2 separate regions of the Homo sapiens genome follow, and region 1 is linked to region 2. A link is a loop called in an ENCODE intact Hi-C map of the cell type or tissue named here. Cell type or tissue: GM12878. All regions are shown on one strand. Links, peaks and the distances in the headings refer to the core of each region. The heading gives the core; the rest is flanking DNA. Region 1 overlaps ST8SIA6 (ST8 alpha-N-acetyl-neuraminide alpha-2,8-sialyltransferase 6). Region 2 overlaps CUBN (cubilin).

Region 1 (12,320 bases), core at 1,922-9,921, 530 kb before region 2:
TATTAGGCATGCCGATGGAGGTACATTTTATAGATTTATAACCCCACCCCCTTTTTCCTATTATAGACTTTCAGATTCTTGATAATGTGTTTTACAACCCTAGGTAGTTGTCAGCTAAATAGCCTTAAGTTTGCACATTAAAGGAAACAACTCAGATGAAAATCAAATAGCAAAATTTACATCATAAGGTATAGAGAGAATAAGTCTGGTGGTACTAGAGGGAGACACTTTCATTTTTATTTGAGTCAAATTAAACTACACTCTTCCTTAAAAACCCGAGTAAACTCTGTTTCAATAACTATGTTAGTCAAACAATCAGGTGACGACAGAACTCGTTCAACTGAGAAGATAAAGAAAAAAAAAAACTTTTGCTCAAAAAAAGACAAAATCTTAGGAGAGAAAAACAAAAAAAACCCCTCAAAACATGAAGGCCTTTCAAATACAAACACGTACACATACACACAAACACACACACACACGCACAAACACACATATACACATATGCATACACACAAACGTGTACACATACAAACACATACACACAAACACACAAACGTACACATACAAACACACAAACGTACACATACATTCACACAAACATGTACACATACACACAAACATGAACACATACACACAAACATGAACACATACACACACACATCTTGGCTGTTAGCCTTTTCATTAAGCTGACTTTTAATCATGGAGCTCCTTACACAAATTTGTTTTTTAAATCTTATTACCATATTTCAGCTAGGACAAAATGCTGCTATTTCAGAAGTACAGCCATTGCTCTTTCAGTTTGGTCTGGCTGGCAAAAAGGTGGCCTTGTTATGTAAATAAAGCCCCTTTTGTAGTTAAAATTAAAAATCTTTTTTTTCCTTTTGATGGCCATTTTCCTCCCACTTCAGAGACCCTGTTCCCCATAATTTAGGGTTCCCCTTCAGATTTGACCAAGACAGAAAGAAAAAACAAAACCATTAAGCAAAACTAACAATGATCACACAAATTATATGATTTCTGAGTGCTGTAAGTGTAAGCAGACATTAACACCAGCTGGTTGTTAAATACTAACTTTTGTTGTTTAAAATAATTGGCAAGATGGAATCCCAAACCAGTTTCTTACTTAGTCATGGGTCTCAAGCTGTAGACTGCTCTCTACCATGCTAGAAGCAGGAAAAAAACAAACAAAACAAAACTTATCTTCCCTGTTGGAAGTGAGCTCAAGGTCCATAAAGGAGGTACCTGTCTTCCATCGACATGGAAGCAGGAAAACTTGCCTTCCTGTTGGAAGCAAGTAAAGTCCCCCCAAAAAGGAGTTGTACAGAAAAATAAACTTTAGATCTCAACCAAATTTTGGGAGATCAGGGATTCTCTGGAGGGTGCTCTCAGACCTCAGCAAATTGTCCTATTGGTTTGAGCTATAAAGTTAGCTCATGCTGGTACTAGGCACCAAAAGGAGATTTGTCAAAGGTGAGGGGCATCTCCACTCAGAATCCCTTCATGGTTACCAAAATGTGAACCCAGAAAATCAGAGACAGATCTCAGTTAATTTAGAAAGTTTTTATTTTGCCACGGTTGAGGACACACCTGTTACTCAGCCTCAGGACATCCTGATGACACGTGCCCAAGGTGGTCGGGCATAGCTTGGTTTTATACATTTTAGGGAGACATGAGACATCAATCAATATAAGAAGTACATTGATTCGGTCTGGAAAGGTGGGGCAGCTTGAAGCAAAGGCAGGAAGCCTCCAAGCAGGGAGGGAACTTCCAGGTCGCAGATAGGTGAGAGACAAACGGTTGCATTCTTTTGAGTTTCTGATTAGTCTTTCCAATGGAGGCAATCAGATATGCATCTATCTTAATGAGCAGAGGGATAACTTTGAATAGAATGGGAAGCAGGTTTGCCCTAAGCAGTTCCCAGCTTGAGTTTTCCTTAGTGATTTTGGGGGCCCAAGATATTTTCCTTTCACAGGTGTGACCCGACACTCCTGGCCTACATCCTTGACTGAAAGAAGTGCTGCATCACGGAACAAACGCTAAGGTGATTATTAGGTCTCTCACCCTCTCCTTTTCTCATTCTTACTCTTTCTCTCTCACTTTCACTCTAGCTTTCCCTCTCTCTGCCTCTCTCCCATTCCCTCCACTGGACCCTTGAACTTAGGGATAAGCTGTTAATAGTCCCCTACTATTGTACCTGTATTTCTCTACAAGTTGCCTAGCTAGATCTTTGGGAAAAGTCCCTTCGGTTTTTTTTGTTTTTGTTTTTTTTTTGAGACAGAGTCTCACTCTTGTCACCCAGGCTGGAGTGCAGTGGTGCGATCTCAGCTCACTGCAACCACTGCCTCCCGGGTTCAAGCGATTCTTCTGCCTCAGCCTCCCCAGTAGCTGGGACTACAGGCGCCTGCCACCACGCCCAGCTAATTTTTTGTATTTTTAGTAGTAACGGGGTTTCACCATGTTAGCCAGGATGGTCTTGATCTCCTGACCTCATGATCCGCCCGCCTTGACCTCCCAAAGTGTTGGGATTACAGGTGTGAGCCACCGTGCCTGGCTGAAAAGTCCCTCCTTTAATCCCTTCTTAAATTCCCTCATTGGAGCAGGCCATCATTCCTGCCAGGACTCTAGGTTTCTATAGACTGGTTGGAACACTTTTGCAAATGCTTCTCCTCTTTCATGATAAAGTCACTGATTTTGGGGGTGGACTTAAAGTAGTTCACGCATTGGAGATGCACTACTTGCCGGTTTTGATGTTGAAGTTGTTGTTTTGTTTGTTGTTTGTTGGGTATGCGGGTGTTACACGAGGATCTTTATGAAGCTTTTCCTGAGGGACTTGAGTTCCAAACCTTTTGTGGCACCCTCCACACATCAGACATAGACAAAATGATGCAGGAAAAGTAGAATGGGAAAATTGGCCTTTGCTCCATCGGACCCTGTGGAAAGCTGGCTATATTCCTTGACAGATGTGCAAATTAGTGAGTAAAACTTGCCTTTGACTCTCTTCAGTGGTCTCTGACATTATCCGTTTTTGCTTTCCAAAGTGACAAAAGTTCTCAACTTGAGAGTGACAAATAGCTGTGTGTTTTTGCAAAACACCTGAGTGAGCGAGGATGAAAATTCTCTAATCATGGAAGACATCTTTTTCAAGGCAGAGAATTTGACAACTCTTTGATGTGCATCAACAAAAGTGGTTAACTGCGGTATGCTAATGAGAATGCCGGGTGCCCATACCCCCATGTTTGCCTTCTCACTCCTTCTCTGTTGTTTTGTTTTTGGTGCTAAGACCTTTTCTCAGCTATTCTTTAAGGGGATGCCTTTCCATTAAACACACGCAATTTTCAGCTGGCTTATATAATTAGCCTGCACTGGTATTCTGTTTGGCAAAGGTCTAGAGAGAGCAGGCATGAATTGCCTGTTGTTATAAAAGTGTTGTTTTGCACACAGGAGACTAATTTTTCGGTTGTATTGTCTATGGTCAGGGGTTGTGTGTTCCATAATCAGTGCTATTACAGACTTAGGGAGCACAACGGGGAAAGCCATTCAGTGTATGGCGATAAAAAAGTAATTTCGTTTTCTTAGAAATAATTATCTGGCCCTATTTTTGTCATGGTCTGTTAAAGACTTAGAATTTTCTCTTTCTTCAGCCTATCTGTCCCTTTCACATTGCTAAAATAGGATTTAGAAAGATGGAGTTATAGTGGGAGGGAAAAGTGCTCTTTTTCTCCCCTAGTCTTAACTATATTTTTTGAATAAATGAAAATTAGGCAGTTGCCATTAGGAGAACAAGTGGGATAGGGTCTTTTGTGCCATAATTCTTTATTCTGTGTTTCAGATTTTGAGCTCCAAAATGAATGGGACAATGTCTTGTTCACATGCCTATCCCCTGGTGCCAATCACAAGGGTGCAGCACATAGCAGTTGCTCAATTAATTTTTGTTGAATAAACAAATAATTAAATGAATGTTTTTCTTAGGTTTTCAAAGCATTTTTATACCATCTCTGTTAGGCGTGTCCATGTGAAGAGACCACCAAACAGGCTTTGTGTGAACAATAAAGCTTTTTAATCACCTGGGTGGAGGCAGACCAAGTCCGAAAAGGGAGTCAGCAAAGGGAGAGAGGGGTGGGGCAGTTTTATAGGATTTGGGTAGGTAGTGGAAAATGACAGTTAAAGGGGTTTTTTCTCTTGCAGGCAGGGGCAGGTCATAAGGTGCTCAGTGGGGAGCTCCTGAGATTCACTGTCCAGGAGAAGGAATGTCACAAGGTCAACTGGTTAATTAGGGTGGGGCAGGAACAAATCATGATGGTGGAATGTCATCAGTAAAGGCAGGAATTGGCTATTTTCACTTCTTTTGTGGTTCTTCAGTTGCTTCAGGCCATCTCAATGTATACCTGCAGGTCACAGGGGATATGATGGCTTAGCTTGGGCTCAGAGGCTTGACAAACTCTAATTCCTAGATGTAAAAAAAATTATAAATCTATAAACCAATACTTTTTTGAAACCTATTTTAACTTCTTTGACTCTTTCTCTTACTTTGAGTTTGTACTTTTCTGTTTTTTTTCTACCCCATCCTCTTCCCTTGAATATTTCTCTGCCTTTCTGCAGCTCTATTCTTTCTAGTAGGTTATCTCCCAGATAAAATATTATACTGTATTAAAAATGCTTTATAGCCATCTTATCACTGCTAGTTCGCTCATTTTTTAGTATGACAAACTTATTACTTGTAATCTTTCTTGCCTGTATTTTTAGAAAAATGTCTCTATGGATATCCAAGCTGTCCATCTTATTCCTCATTGCCTCAGATAAATGAAATGATTTTTCTAAGAGCAGATACTTAGAGGTGCTGACCCAGGAAATCAACTTATTTCCTTTTCTTGGGTTTTTCTGCTTCTGTTGTTTTGCCTTCTCTTTTTTATGCTTTTCTTTCATTTCCCCCAAGAGTCCTGGCTCCCAAGAAAATGGACCATTAGGTTTGTTCAGTTTCTACCATTTGGTTAGAGTAGACACACTGCTCTAATAAAAGCTCTCGGAAGTCTGAGCACAAAATTTTACTCTCTCTCGCACAGTGTAAAATATTCCTTCTTTATCAGGCAACGCTCCTGGGTGGCTTTTCCCCCAGATGTTGATTCAGGGATACTGGTTCCTTCCATCTTAAGATCAAGCCATTTTCAACCATCTTGCTGCTCAAAGAGTAGCTACTAATAAAGAGAAAGCGGATACTGCACGCAGCCTGCAGGGGGCGCACATCACTCCCATTCTCTGCCATCTGGGACTGACCCTTCTAGATGTTAGAGACATGTTGGGGGTTTTGACTAATAAAATGCAAGTGGCACTGATGTGCGGTGGGTGTTTGGGAATGGAGTGTCTGGCTGGGCAGCTGCTTGTAGCATCAAGTGTGTACTACAGAAAGGGAGCACCAATCAGTGGTAATCCGCCAGGCGTCTCTGCCACGTATGTATTAAATAGCTCTACCATTCTGATCATTCTATTGATTATAGGCCTCTAGGGTGTCTCTTAAAGGTGGGAAGAAACACTTTTTTTTAAACAACAGCAATCTTGTACATCTTCTGAGCACCGGAGCATTTAAATAGATCCTCTAGTAAGGGACTGAGATGTCTTCTAAGGAACAGCATGTAAGCCACTGCCCTGTAACTTTCTGCACAATTGCTAGGGCATGCATGGTGGGCTCACTTGTATTCAGATAGCTTTCTGGGGTAAAATACAAATGCTCAGAATCAAGATTTGGAACATCTGCCTTGCACAGACTAAGTGCGGCTTACGCCATAGGTGAGTGTCTATGTTTGATGAGCTATTTCATGCTGTACCACTTAAAATCACTGAGAACAATTGAATTTTCTGAAAGATATGTTCCTCATGGGGTGGCATAAAGTTGCTACTCGGGAGGCACCGTTTTGCAGGGTGAAATGCAAAGTGAACTGAAGACTTGCCCTAAGTGTTCTTCACTCTATTATCCTGGAGAGAACAACATGACCTGATTGCTGCTTGAAAAGAAAAGGCATAAATTATGGCCGATCAAACTTCAAAAAGCCCAAGTGTGAGCATATCACTTGAAAGCCTGCTAACTATGCAAGTAGTCCTAAGTTTCAAGTTGTCCATCAGGAAGAAAGATTTTTGGTCATAGACAAGATTTTCTTGGCCTAGAATGATGTATGACTTGTTTCCATTCTACTTTAAATCTATGGTGCTTTGATTGCTTTTTAAAGCGATGTGTACATTTTTGTCTTTCTACTCACCTCTGACCTTTTAACTTGCCTTTTCTCATCAGTTTTTAAGAGTTCCAGAGCTGGGCATGGTGGCTCACACCTGTAATTCCATTGCTTTCGGAGGCTAAGGCTGGAGGATCGCTTGAGGCCAGGAGGTTGAGGCTGCAGTGAGCTATGATCACAACCCTGCACTCCAGCCTGGGTGACAGAGTGAGACCCTGTCTCAAAATATATATATATGAAACTGGAAAAAAAGAAGAGTTATAGATCAGAAAATATTACATCCACACAAAACAGCCATTCATACCAACACACTACATTCTTAGTATTTTGGGAAATTCTTCTTGGTAATCAAAGCAAAGGCTGTGTTTGCTGATATAAAATTTCAAGTTGGGAGGGCAGTTGAGCTAAATATATATATATATATTTATTATTTATTTATTTATTTATTTATTTATTTATTTTTGAGACAGAGCCTCATTCTGTCACCCAGGCTAGAGTGCAGTGGTACGATCTCCGCTCACTGCAACCTCTGCCTCCTAGTTTCAAGTGATTCTCCTACCTCCGCCTCCCAAGAAGCTGGTGCCCGCCACCATGCCTGGCTAATTTTTGTATTTTTAGTAGAGATGGGGTTTCACCATGTTGGCCAGGCTGCTCTCGAACTCCTGACCTCAGATGATCCACCCGCCTTGGCCTCCCAAAGTGCTGGGAGGCCTATAATCATAGGCATGAGCCACCACACCCTGCAGAGGTAATAATATTGAGAGTATGATAGAAGCCTCTGAAAATGTTTGCATTTAAACAAAAGTTATGTCAAATTTATTAAAAGGTGGTTTAACAATCATTCTGTACTTCAAAGAGTACATGAAAAACAACTACAGTCTAAGAGTTTGAAAGCATAGTCTCTCTTAAATTATTTGAATTCGTATATTGTTTGTTTCAATTATGAGCATGTATGACTTTTTTTTTTAACTCCCTCAGTTTAAAGATAAAAAAATGGGATTATGATTTGTTCAAAGTCACGCAATCTGTTAGTGGGAGGATGAGAAATAGACTACTTTTCCCGTGTGTGTGTGTGTGTGTGTGTGTGTGTGTGTGTGTGTGTGTGGTGGTTGTTGATGTTAAAAGATAACTAGCATAATCCTAATCTGAATTCCTTAATTAACACTTGGTAAGATTTCCTTACTATCATTTTTACTATGCTGAAGATTGGAATCATGTATTATTTTATTATAAGTATTTGTCACTGGAAACAAAACTGAATTTTCTCTCAGAGAAAAATGGAAACACTGGCTTGCTAGACTACAATGTTGATTACGCATTCATATCAGAAGGCTTCCTCATAGTTCCTCAAATAACTAGTCATTTGAATGAAGCCTTTTTGGGAAGACCATGGTAATAAAAATAATCAAATTTATTTAAAGTCATTGAGAAATAATTGGAATTATTTTCAATTTTAAAAGTGGCACCGGGAAAGATAGCAAATCTGTTGCTGTTTTCAATGCCTTCAAATATAACAGGCAATGTTAAAGGTATAGTTTATTTGCTATTTGTGGTAGCCAGAGCTGCAAGGTGACTGTCATCCAAAAGACCATCCGAACGGCTAAAATAGTAGAAAGGAGGGCTTTATTGGCAGTATCAGTCTGCAAACTGGGAAGAGAGTCTCCAGCGTGGACCATAGGTGCTCTCTCTTTAAAGAGAGGAAGAGCAGGTTGGGTTTTATGCCTCGCAGGGTCTGTATTACATGGTAAAGTCAAACATATTCAGCAGGTTTTGGGGAAAAGTTATGCATATTTATAAGGGGGAGTCAAATGCATGTGCTATATATGTAACATACATCCCATATTCACTTTGGGGTGGGTTTTAGGATTTAAATGAGGTGGAATTTGGCTCCTTTATGTCAAAAGGTGAACTATAGGACACAAAGACAGTTTGTGCACAGCCTCTATAAGCTGATGAAATTGGTGTAAGATCTGCTGGAGTTGCTTGTCAGAAAACAATGTTTGTAAGGCTGTCCTCCGTCCAATCAGAGGTGAGGTTATCTGGGTTATAAATCAGCCTGATAAATTGCCTGATAGCTCCTGTTAGGGAGTTTAGAAAGAGTGTGTTTTTTCTTGCAGCCGTGGGAATTTATGGAGTTGCCATGCTGGATGCCCTGTACCCTCGATCTGTAGGTAACTTTTGTTTTCCTAACCTTGTGATCCTTCATAGTTCATAAAAGGGCATCTATTTTGGTCTCTCAGATCACAGCCTTAAAGATCCTCTCTTCCTGGTATTTATACACTTCTATAGTCCCTGTCAGCCTAAAGAGGGCTGCCCCATGAAACCAATAGAATATTGCAGAAATAATGTGTGACTTTCAAGAAAGGTCATAAGAGACTTTGTGAGTTCTGTGCAATAATGAATGTTTACTGTTATTTTAAGCCACTAAGTTTTGGAGTAATTTGTTACATAGTCATGGGTAACTAACCCATTACTCAGTTCATAATCCTTTACATTATTATATTTTTGTCATAATGACGATAATTATTATTACTGTAATAATCAATAGTGATAGTCACAATTACCATTTCTGTGGGCCGACTCTCTGCCAGGTAATTTAAATGTATGTATAGTTCTTGCGATATTTCTTCAGAGTAGGTTTTACTATTTTAATTTTACAAGTGAGACAAATGAGCTCTGAGGTTGGCTTGCAGAACATCAGCCAGTTACAAATAGCAGAGCTGGGATTTGGATAAAATTCTAACTATTCTATTTCCACTACTCCGAGGCACCACTCTTAATGACAGCAGAATTTTAAGTCAGAAATTTGAAAACGGAAAGCATTGGATTTTGATTTTATAATGTGAAGCTATTCAAAAGTGATCCAGCTCCAAAATAGTAACACACGTTCCTCACTTTTTGTTACTTATTTTACACAAGCGTCCATGATAGAAATATACTTAGATAGCATTATCTTACGTAGCAGTACCCTACTTGAAGCTCGGGTATCAGTATGGTTTCTCTTGGTAAGATCCTGGCTGATGGCTAATTATTGTCATTGTTCAAAATTGATGTCTGAAAGCTTTGGACATTTTTAAGTTCTAGTCGTACATTAAATATTAATTTCAGAAATACAAAGCAACTACTAAGTGCCCAATACCATGGCAAGCATAGGAAGAGTTATTTTCGACCTGGAGAGTGCATTAGACTCACTGGTGAGCTTTTTCAAAGTATACATGGTTGAGAATGGATTTAGAACTCTTGTATATAAGGAGCATGACAATAAATATATTATTTCTATTTCTTAGCAGTCCACAGTATATTAAGAGAGTTGTACATTTAAACAAATATTTATCATACAGTGGCTTTCCCTTCTCATTTTTTACTTTCTTTCTTTTTTTTTTTTTTTTTTTTAATGGAGTCTTGCTCTGTCACCCAGGCTGGAGTGCAATGGCATGACCTTGGCTCACTGCAACCCCTGCCTCCTGGGTTCAAGCGATTCTCCTGTCGCAACCTCCCAAGTAACTGGGATTATAGGCGTGCACCACCACGCCCTGCTAACTTTTTGTATTTTTAGTCGAGAAGGGGTTTCACCATGTTGGCTAGGCTGGTGTCAAACTCCTGATCTCAGGTCATCCTCCCACCTCTCCCTTCCAAGGTGTTGAGATTACAGGAATGAGCCAGTGTGCCCAGGCCCTTCTCATTCTTCACTGTAGATTCCTTCTCACGTCTCCTTATTTTTGACACTGGATGCCCCAGAATTCAATCCTCAGGCCTCATTTCTCTTCATCCTCATCCATCCGGGACCTCATTTAGTCTCATGTTTTTAAATACCATACTGACAATTCTCAAATTTCTATCTCCCACCTGAACCTCTTTGCAGATTTGTATGTATCTCTGCCCAGTCAGAGCTTTCCTGGAATGCCTGTAAGGGATCTCAAACCTAGTCTGTCTCACACTGATGTCCTGGAATTCCCTCTCAACTTTGCACTTTAGCACTCTTCCCTGTATCAGTTAATGACGTGTCTATCCTGTCAGTTCCTTGGGCCTGAAACTTTGAAGTTATCCTTGATTCCTCTCTTTTTAGCCATACCATGTCCCATCTATAATTAAATCTTATTGGCTACCTTCAAATCAAATCCAGAAGCTGCTGATTTCTTCCTAACCCCACCAATCCTACTTTGGTTTAAGCCACCTTCATCCTGCTGCTGGATTATGGCAAACATCTCTTAATTTTCTCTCAACTTCTACCTCTTGCTCTCTTAAGGACTATTTTCAACAAAGTAGGTAGGGGGATCCTATTTCTGTAAGTAGACAGATAACTTCTCTGCTCCAAAGTCTTTTAATTTCACTCAAAATAAAGGACAAAGTTCTTCCAGTGACCTGCAAGTTTCTTACAAGTGCTTCCCAAATATATATGCATACGTTTGCCATTAACAGCACCAAGGAAGTGGGTTGGAGCAAAGGTATACTGTGCTATAGAAATGACAAGAGATGATAAAGTAATAATGATAACAAGGTATAGTTGGGTTTGTAACATTAATAGGCCTAATACCTATAATAATAATATCATAATTAAGGAGAAAAAAGAATAGAGCTATGTAGGAATAATATTCCTATGTATCCCTACAATTAAACTAGTATAAATTTGAAGCTGATTCTGATAAGTTGTGTATGGTAAACCTTAGAGCAACCACATTGAAAATAGTTAAAATTATAAAAGATGTTAAGATGCTACATTAGAAAATATTTACCTAAGTCAAAACAAAGCTATAAAAGAAGAATAGAGAAACAAAAAAGAATATGAAACATACAGCAAACAAAAAGTAAAATAGCAGACATAAATCTAACTATATAAATAACAACATTAAATTTGAATGGATTAAATCACCCAATCAAAAGTCAGAGATTGTCAGGCAGGGCGTGGTGGCTCACGCCTGCAATCCCAGCACTTCGAGAGGCCGAGACGGACGGATCACGAGGTCAGGAGATCGAAACCATCCTGGCTAACATGGTGAAACCCCATCTCTACTAAAAATACAAAAAAAAATTAGCCAGGTGTGGTGGCGGGCGCCTGTAGTCCCAGCTACTGGGGAGGCTGAGGCAGAAGAATGGCGTGAACCCAGGAGGCGGAGCTTGCAGTGAGCCGAGATCATGCCACTGCAGCGACAGAGCTAGACTCCGTCTCCAAAAAAAAAAAAAAAGTCAGTGATTGTCACACTGAATTAAAAACATGATCCAATTCTATGCTGTCTACAGAAGACACACTTTAGACTCAAAGATACAATAGATTGAAAGTAAAAGGATGGAAAAAGTTACATTGTGCAGATAGCAACCACAAGAAAGCTGGAGTGGCTCTACTGATATCAGACAGAATAGACTTTTAAAACAATAAAGTTAAGAGATAAAGAAGGAGATTTTATATGATAAAGGTCATCCATTAGCAATATATAATAATTATAAACATGTATGCACCTAATAACAGCACCAAAATACATGAAGCAAAGAGAGAAACAAGTCAACAATAATAATTCAAAACTTCAATATCCACTTTCAATAGTGGATAGAACAATGAGAAAAAGATTATCATGGAAATAGAAGACCCTGAAGAACACCATAAACCCACCAGACTTAAGCACTCCATGTAACAACAGACTATGATGATCTTCTCAAAAGCACACAAATCATTCTCCGGGATATACCATGTGTTAGATCATTTTTTTAAATGCAGTACATTTAAAAGAATAGAAATAATACAAAGCATAATATCTGATCACAATGAAGTGATATTTGAAATACATAGCAGAAAAACAATTTGGAAAACTCACAAATGGGTGAGAATTAAACAACACATTTCTAAATATCCAGTGCATCCAAGATGAAATCAAAAGGAGAATCAGAAAATACTTTAAGATGAATGAAAATGAAGACATAGCATACCAAAACTTATGGGATGCAGGGGGTAATAAAGGATACAGGATTTTTTTTTGAGGTGATTAAAATGTTGTAAAATTGACTGCGATGATGTTTGAACGTATCTGTGAATATAACAACCACTTAACAGTACATATATGATGGGTGAATTGTGTGGCATACAAATTATGTCGCAATCAAGCTACT
Region 2 (8,000 bases), core at 1-8,000:
ACCTTGGGATCCGCCCGCCTCGGCCTCCCAAAGTGCTGGGATTACAGGCATGAGCCACCACGCCCGGCCAAACACATTTAAATAACGGACATTTTTTTCACATTGTATAACGTGTTGCATAACATGACAAAAATCATAAATAGAAACAACATAGAAGGGCAGAGCAGAAGAGGCTCTGATTGGCTTTGTTTTGGCTAGGAAAGGCTTTCTAGAGGGTGATGGCTGAGCTGGAATTTACAAAATGAACAGAAACTCACTCCCTTTTGTTATCCTTTACGAAACTGAGAGGAGCATGAACCTAGCTGACTTTTTCTGCCAGGAAGTATGGAACCAGCAGAGAGAGGTCCTCATCCTAACATTGCCCAGTTTTTCCTCAACCCCATCCGTGCCCCTTTTCTTTTTCTTTTTCTTTTCTTTTTTTTTTTTTGAGACAGAGTTTCTATCTTGTCACCCAGGCTCGAGTGCAATGGTGTGATATTGGCTTACTGCAACCTCTGCCTCCCGAATTCAAGTGATTCTCCTGCCTCGGCCTCCCAAGTTGCTGGGATTACAGACATGCACCACCATGCCCAGCTAATTTTTGTATTTTTAGTAGAGACGGGGTTTCACCATGTTGGCCAGGCTTGTCTCGAACTCCTGACCTTAGGTGATCCACCTACCTTGGCCTCCCAAAGTGCTGGGATTACAGGTGTCACTGCCCCTTTTCATAGCCAATATTTTGTAATCCTTCCTTTCCCACCTGAAGTGAATGTCATCTATGCTATAACCTACCCATAATGTAATTTCAGAAAATCACTGTACTATCCCAAAGGCAATGAAAAGGAGAAATAAAAGGAAAGTATATAAAATAGTGTGTCTTCGTATATGTAAATACTCTAACACTGCTACACAAAGTCACATAATAAAATAGATTCCTTTTATATGTAGAATGGTGGTGAATAAAAAGTATAAATGTAAACAAATACGGGTGGGTTATATTTGCAACCCGCATGCCAATAGCAGCATCACCATCTGCAAGATAAGTTTCCAGAATGGTGGAAAAACTCAAAACAAACATTTCTAAACCAAACAAAGTACAGTCTTCCCTCAGCTTACACAATAATTGCATTTCTGGAAATTTGGTGCATATCAAAACTGTGCAAAAATATTTTTGTGTTTATATATAAAATGGACTTAGGTTCTGGGATCAAATAATTATAAACAAGTTTTTTTTTACACAAATGTCTGACAGGACATTCAAAAGTTATGTGGGACAAAAATCTTCACTTTGCAAAACTGTCCTGTGAATTACTAAATGCCAGTTATAGGCCCAAATTATAGTGATGACCCAAAAACCACCACACTTGTGCAAAACACTCCCTATGGGGTGGTATTGACCTCATTGAGAAGGTCTGACTTAATGCACCGGGCTTAACCATTCAGTCTGTGTCAGACACTGGAGCTGAGGAGGGGCTGTCCATCTTTGGGGAGAGGATCAGCAGTCTATGGAAGGCATCACGTTCCTATCCACATGAGGTCGTACCTACTATTCATTCATTCTTTCATTCAGTTCAGTGTTAATTAGCATACCTACTATATTCTAGACATTGCTGCAAGAACTAGAGAAGAACATTGAGATTTTAGAAAACAATACTAGGAAAACTCCTGCTCTTGTAGAGCTGATTCTAATCATTGCTTCTTTGTGGCTTTTTCCCAGACATCTGGGACTAGTATAACTTTTTTCTCCAGAAGATTCTGAAATGGGTCAGAGTTTAGCCCCAAACTGGAAAAGTCACTCTCTATTCTTCTTCCCATACTAAATTATGCCCTGGCATGTTGCCCAGCAGACCTCATCAGAGGTTCTGCAATAAGATCAAAGAATTCATGAAGATACTCTAAGATTCTGCTCCCAGTAAGAATATCAAAATCCTCTTGTGATCAAATTCCCAGGAAAATATTAAAAGATAAAGTCCTAAGGATATTAATGTATGAAATTATTACCTTTGAAAAGAATTGTAGTCCAATATCAAAGTCTATTGCCCTTGTGCATTAAAAGTTCATAGAAATTAAAATCCAAAAATTTTCTTTCCCAGTTTTTCTAACTGCTCAAGTCAATAGCTGGGTGAAATGTGGGATTTTGCCGTGGTTGTAGCAGAGCCTGCCTGCCACTAAGTTATTTGTACAATGCCTTCAGGATCTTTAGCAGATTCTAAAATGATCAGATTTCTAAAAGTTGAGAAAATATAACATTCTTCTCAGCACTTACCCACATCCACAAGACTTAGAACGTAATTCAAGCTCCAGGTCCATCGCAGTTGTGCCAGGAAATGTTTGCTCCCAGAATGTGGCCCGTAGCTGCGTATAATGGTGTAGATCCTAAAGGCACCATTTATATCCCAGTTTATATATGATTCCCCCTCCTCATCATTGGATAGGGCGTCCCCTGCAACGCATTGTAGGGCAACCTGGCAAAAGTCTGTAGTGAAGGTTTAGTGTTATCAGAGAACAAGAGAGCAGATAGAGATCTTGGGTTTGAGGCAGAGGAGTTTAGAGCCTCCTATGTCAGTTATCCCGAGGCCACAAGCTATTTCAACTCACTTAGGAGAAATCTTACTGTGGCAATGAATGAACTAACACAAGACCAGCTTGGGGCCAGGTATGTATGTCATTTCCTTCCATCCAGCCCTGGCTTCTGCCTCCTACCTTCCTTCACATTTACCAGTTATCCATTTAAAACCCAAATCTGATCTTACATCACGTAGGATCAGATCCAGACTCCTTGGATGAAATGTATGGAACTTCACAGCTTTGTTTGTTGGACTTCGTCATTTCTCCTGTTCTCTCACCCTGGCCTCCAGGGCCAATGAAGGGGGTCAGAAGTTGTTGACACGTGCCATGCATTTCACACTTCCATGGCCTGGCATTTATTACTGTCTGGCTGGGATACCCTTCCTGTTTTGTAGGTCTGGAAGGTCTTTTTTTTTTTTTTTGGGGACAGAGTTTCGCTCTTGTCGCCCAGGCTGGAATGCAGTGGTGCGATCTTGGCTCACTGCAACCTCTGCCTCCCGGGTTCAAGCAATTCTCCTGCCTCAGCCTCCCAAGTAGCTGGGATTACAGGCCTGCGCCACCACATCTGGCTAATTTCGTATTTTTAATAGAGATGGGGTTTCTCCATTTTGGTCAGGCTGGTCTCGAACTCCTGACCTCAGGCGATCCGCCTGCCTCGGCCTCCCAAAGTGCTGGGATTACAGGAATGAGCCACCACGCCCCGCAGGTCTGGAAGGTCTCTACTTACATTTAAGGGCCAACCCAAATGTCTGTCTCCATCACGTGGGTTCTCATGATACACTCCCATTATTTTATTGTAGCACTTATTTTTCTCTATTTTGTATATAATTTATATACACATATATTTATGTGTATGCATAGTGTATGTGCATATTACACAAATATATGTATTTGTATATTTAATTTGTAGACCTTTACTCTCCTTTGTTCATGAAGGGGTCTTATGTCTTGAAGATCTGGAAAGGGCTTTACATGTCCTTGTATGCCTGGGATCTAGCACAGAGGCCTGGCATACAGGTCCCAGAATAAAAATGCTTGCTAATATAAATGTGATCATAAAGACAGCAATGATTATCATGAAATTTTAACTTGTTTACCAGAAAAAGTGCATGACCTAAAACTTGGCAAATGTGCTCTTCCATGAAACAAAGGGGTGAAGATTAGAAAACTCGAGTTTCATCTGATTCTGAATTAACTAAAATCATGTTTAAGTTGGAAAGACAGTGCCATCTAGTGGTGCATTTCTTTTTCTTTTACAATGACTGGTTTTAGTCATTCCTGTCTTACATAATCCTAGCACTTTAGAATAATGTCAGTGGTCATGGTCATGGCTGTTCTGAGGCCTTGAACACATAGCTCTGTTATGAATTGAATATTTGGAGTTAGATACACACAGACACTCATTTTAGAAGTACAATGGAGATTACTCAGAAGAAAACATTTTCTAGTTATGTGTTTCAGGGAAATCCAAGCACCCACTATTTCGATGGATGTTTCTAGAAGGGAGCCATGGTTGGGAATTGTTCTGGGTGCTGGCGACACCACAGTGAAGAAGTCAGACAGAGTCTCTGTCTCCCCACACGTGGGACTTACATCCTTGTTGGGAAAGAGACCGGACAAAGTAAATAAACAATAAATAAGATCAGTTTTGATTATAATAGGAAAATAAAACAGGATGATGCTATGGGAGGGCAACATTCAATAGCATTGGCTTCTCTGAGGAGGTGACATGTCAGGTGAGGGCCCATGACAGGGAGTCCTTAGCTGTGTGGGTTCAGCTTCACCTGAGGAAGGAAGAGCAGCAGGAACAGGGCTGTGGACAGGAGTCCTCCTGGGATGAAGGAAGTGCAGCTAGCAGTGAGGTGTGGGCAGCCTGGGAAGGAGGCACAGGCCAGAGCAGCTGGGGCTTGCAGACTGTGGGAGGGAGCTGGAATTTTACTTTAGGTGCAATGGGGATCTGCCGAAGCATTTTAGACAGAGCAGGAGCATCACCTCATTGGAGTTTGCAGACATGCAGGCAGTTCAGTGGAGAACACTATGGCTGCTCCGGAATTAGGCCTATTAAGAAGATGTTTCAGTGGGAACAGGTGAAGGACGATGGAGATCACCTGGAGATGGAGCCCTCTGGGATATATTTTGAAGGTAGATTGGAGTAGTTGTGGAGTGAAGAGAGAGAGAGAGGAATCAGAGATGACTAAAGTTGTAGGCTTGAAACATTGAGGTAAAGATGGCTCTGGGAGAACAGTTTTGGGAGGGCTAGTGGGACAGAGGAATCAAAGCACTTGTTTATTTATTTATTAGATATTTATTGAGAGCCTCTCACGTGCAGACACTTTTCTAAAAACTGGGAACATGGCAGTGAGCAGAAAAGAAATCTGTACATTCATGGAACTTGTATTGTCTTCAGAGAGAAAGCCAATGAAATAAGCAAGTTTAGCCTGGACAACATAGGAAGACCCCATCTCTAAAAATTTTTTTTAATTAGCTAGGCATGGTGGCATGCACCTGTAGTCCCAGGTACTTGGGAGGCTGAGGTGGGAGGATCACTTGAGCCCAGAAGTTCAAGGTTGCAGTGAGCTATGATTGCAGCACTGCACTCCAGCCTGGGCAACAGCGTGAGACCTTATTTCAAAAAAAAAAAAAGCTAAATATGTAGTATATAGAAGAAGGTAACAGTTGCTGTGGAGAAAAATCAAGCAGGAAAGGAGATGGGAATGTTGGGAGAGTTTACATCTGGAAGGCCTTATTGAGTTGGGGATATCTTTTTTTTTTTTTTTTTTTTGAGACAGTCTTGCACTGTCACCCAGGCTGGAGTGTAGTGGCACCATCTCAGCTCACTGTAACCTCCACCTCCTAGATTCAAGTTATTCTCCTGCCTCAGCCTCCCAAGTATATGGGATTACAGGGGTGTACCACCACGCCCGGCCGAGTTGGGGATATGTGAGTAAAGACCTGAAGAAATGCACGAGGACAAACTATGTGGATATACAGGGAAGAGCATTCCAGGCAAAGTGAACAGCAAATGCCATACCCAAGAAGCAGCAACACACCTGGTTTGGCTCAAGAAGCGGAATCGAACAAAGTGAAGACAATAAGAAATTAGATTAGAAAGGTCAGGGGTGGGAGAGGAGAGAAAGCCATTGTGATGCCTTTGGCTGTTTGATTGAGTGGATGGGAAGCAGTTAGGAGGATTTCAGCAGAGCAGTGACATGGTGTGACTTACATTTTAACAGTATCCTCTCGATGACATTTTGAGGATACACTAAAGAGGAACACGAGCAGAATCAGGGGCTTCATGGGAGGCTGCAGTGATCATCTAGGCAAGAGATCAGAGCAGTTGGGGCCATAGTGTGAGTCGGTGCAGAGGTTAAAGTAGCAGTGGGTGAGCGGACTCTCATAACACCTTCTTTTAAAAATCATATATTTCCCAAAGAGGAAAAAAATGTTAGGCGTCATAACAGGTTTTTCCTGAAAGTCATAATATAATCAATCCAATTATAATTCTGTTCCTAAATTAAGACTACCTCTAAGAAAATCAATGTAAAAATGTTTACCGTGACCTATTGCAACTTCGCGTCCAATTTAGTGTGAAATATGCAATTTTTTGTAAGTAATGGAGAAGTAATGAATTGTTTTTCTTCTCAGTTATATGATGGGGATAGTGAAAATGCGAACTTGGCTGGAACGTTTTGTGGTTCCACAGTACCTGCTCCTTTTATCTCTTCTGGTAACTTCCTTACGGTTCAATTCATCAGTGACTTAACATTAGAGAGGGAAGGATTTAATGCTACATACACCATCATGGACAGTGAGTAAATAGAAGCATTTTTATATGTTATGAAATACACATGTATTTATGCACTGAAAAGAATGCCCTGCTTATTATATCGAAATTTCAATGTTAATTACTAAACTCAATGTCAATTACTATCTAAACTCAATGTCAATTGCTAAACACCATGTTAATTACTGTATGTTTAATCTGTGGTACAAATTTGATACAATCTTTAGTCAAGGATATAAACCCTGAATTCTTAATAGAGTAATGAAAATATAGCTCCTCCGGGGTGGGAGGCAGGGAAGACAGAATTGCAAAGATTGCCTGAGATGAGACATGAATAAAATGTCTCCTGTGTTGCTTTTTCCTCCCTCTCCAGTGCCTTGTGGTGGAACATACAATGCAACTTGGACCCCACAAAATATTTCATCACCCAATTCATCAGACCCAGATGTCCCATTTTCCATCTGTACTTGGGTCATTGATTCCCCTCCGCATCAGCAGGTCAAGATAACTGTGTGGGCATTACAGCTGACCTCGCAAGACTGCACGCAGAATTACTTACAGCTTCAGGACTCACCGCAGGTAACAATTATAAGATGAATGGCAGTCACATCTAGTGACCTTTTCACCAGTATTTGCAAAACACTTGAAGTAATGAAGCCATGATGAAATAATTTTCTTTTTTTTAATTATACTTTAAGTTTTAGGGTACATGCGCACAATGTGCAAGTTTGTTACATATGTATACATGTGCCATGTTGGTGTGCTGCACCCATTAACTCGTCATTTAACATTAGGTATATCTCCTAATGCTATCCCTCCCCCCTCCCCTCTTCCCCCACCCCACAACAGGCCCCGGTGTGTGATGTTCCCCTTCCTGTGTCCATGTGTTCCGATTGTTCAATTCCCACCTATGAGTGAGAATATGCGGTGTTTGGTTTTTTGTCCTTGCGATAGTTTGCTGAGAATGATGGTTTCTAGCTTCATCCATGTCCCTACAAAGGACATGACCTCATCATTTTTTATGGCTGCATAGTATTCCATGGTGTGTATGTGCCACATTTTCTTAATCCGGTCTATCATTGTTGGACATTTGGGATGGTTCCAAGTCTTTGCTATTGTGAATAGTGCCGCAATAAACATACGTGTGCATGTGTCTTTATAGCAGCATGATTTATAATCCTTTGGGTATATACCCAGTAATGGGATGGCTGGATCAAATGGTATTTCTAGTTCTAGATCCCTAAGGAATCACCACACTGACTTCCACAATGGTTGAACTAGTTTACAGTTCCACCAACAGTGTCAAAGCGTTCCTATTTCTCCACATCCTCTCCAGCACCTGTTGTTTCCTGACTTTTTAACAATCACCATTCTAACTGGTGTGAGATGGTATCTCATTGTGGTTTTGATTTGCATTTCTCTGATGGCTAGTGATGATGAGCATTTTTTCATGTGTCTTTTGGCTGCATAAATGTCTTCTTTTGAGAAGTGTCTGTTCATATCCTTCGCCCACTTTTTGATGGAGTGGTTTGTTTCATGATGAAATAATTTTCTAAGTTACTTCCAGCTTAATGTGTTTTTCATCCATACACAAAGCCCTCCAATCAGGTGTGTCGAGAAACTTGAACTTGGTCCTGCAGGTCCAGAGCTCTCAAAGCTTCATGTGCCT

What was found. Hi-C counts contacts between places; a loop is a spot of excess contacts. Peaks named below come from ENCODE experiments on the same cell type or tissue, not always from the same donor. Only the 100,000 strongest peaks of a DNase experiment are listed, where the experiment ranks them.
Region 1: it touches region 2 in a loop (17-fold over the local background); 4 of 110 quality-filtered maps call a loop at or near these places.

The regions. Positions count from the first base shown.
Region 1 is chr10:17,369,078-17,381,397 of GRCh38, reverse strand. All of the region lies in intron 3 of ST8SIA6 (ST8 alpha-N-acetyl-neuraminide alpha-2,8-sialyltransferase 6), which reads left to right. Among named protein-coding and RNA genes, the nearest start is that of ST8SIA6-AS1, 12 kb to the left of the region's middle. In GM12878, for the core only: a CTCF peak has its summit at 5,227 (motif pointing right); a DNase peak (open chromatin) is centred at 5,397.
Region 2 is chr10:16,839,240-16,847,239 of GRCh38, reverse strand. It overlaps CUBN (cubilin), which reads left to right. Exons shown (of 67, transcript NM_001081.4): 61 at 6,193-6,355; 62 at 6,705-6,910. Among named protein-coding and RNA genes, the nearest start is that of RSU1, 26 kb to the right of the region's middle. In GM12878, for the core only: a CTCF peak has its summit at 3,781 (motif pointing left); a DNase peak (open chromatin) is centred at 3,779.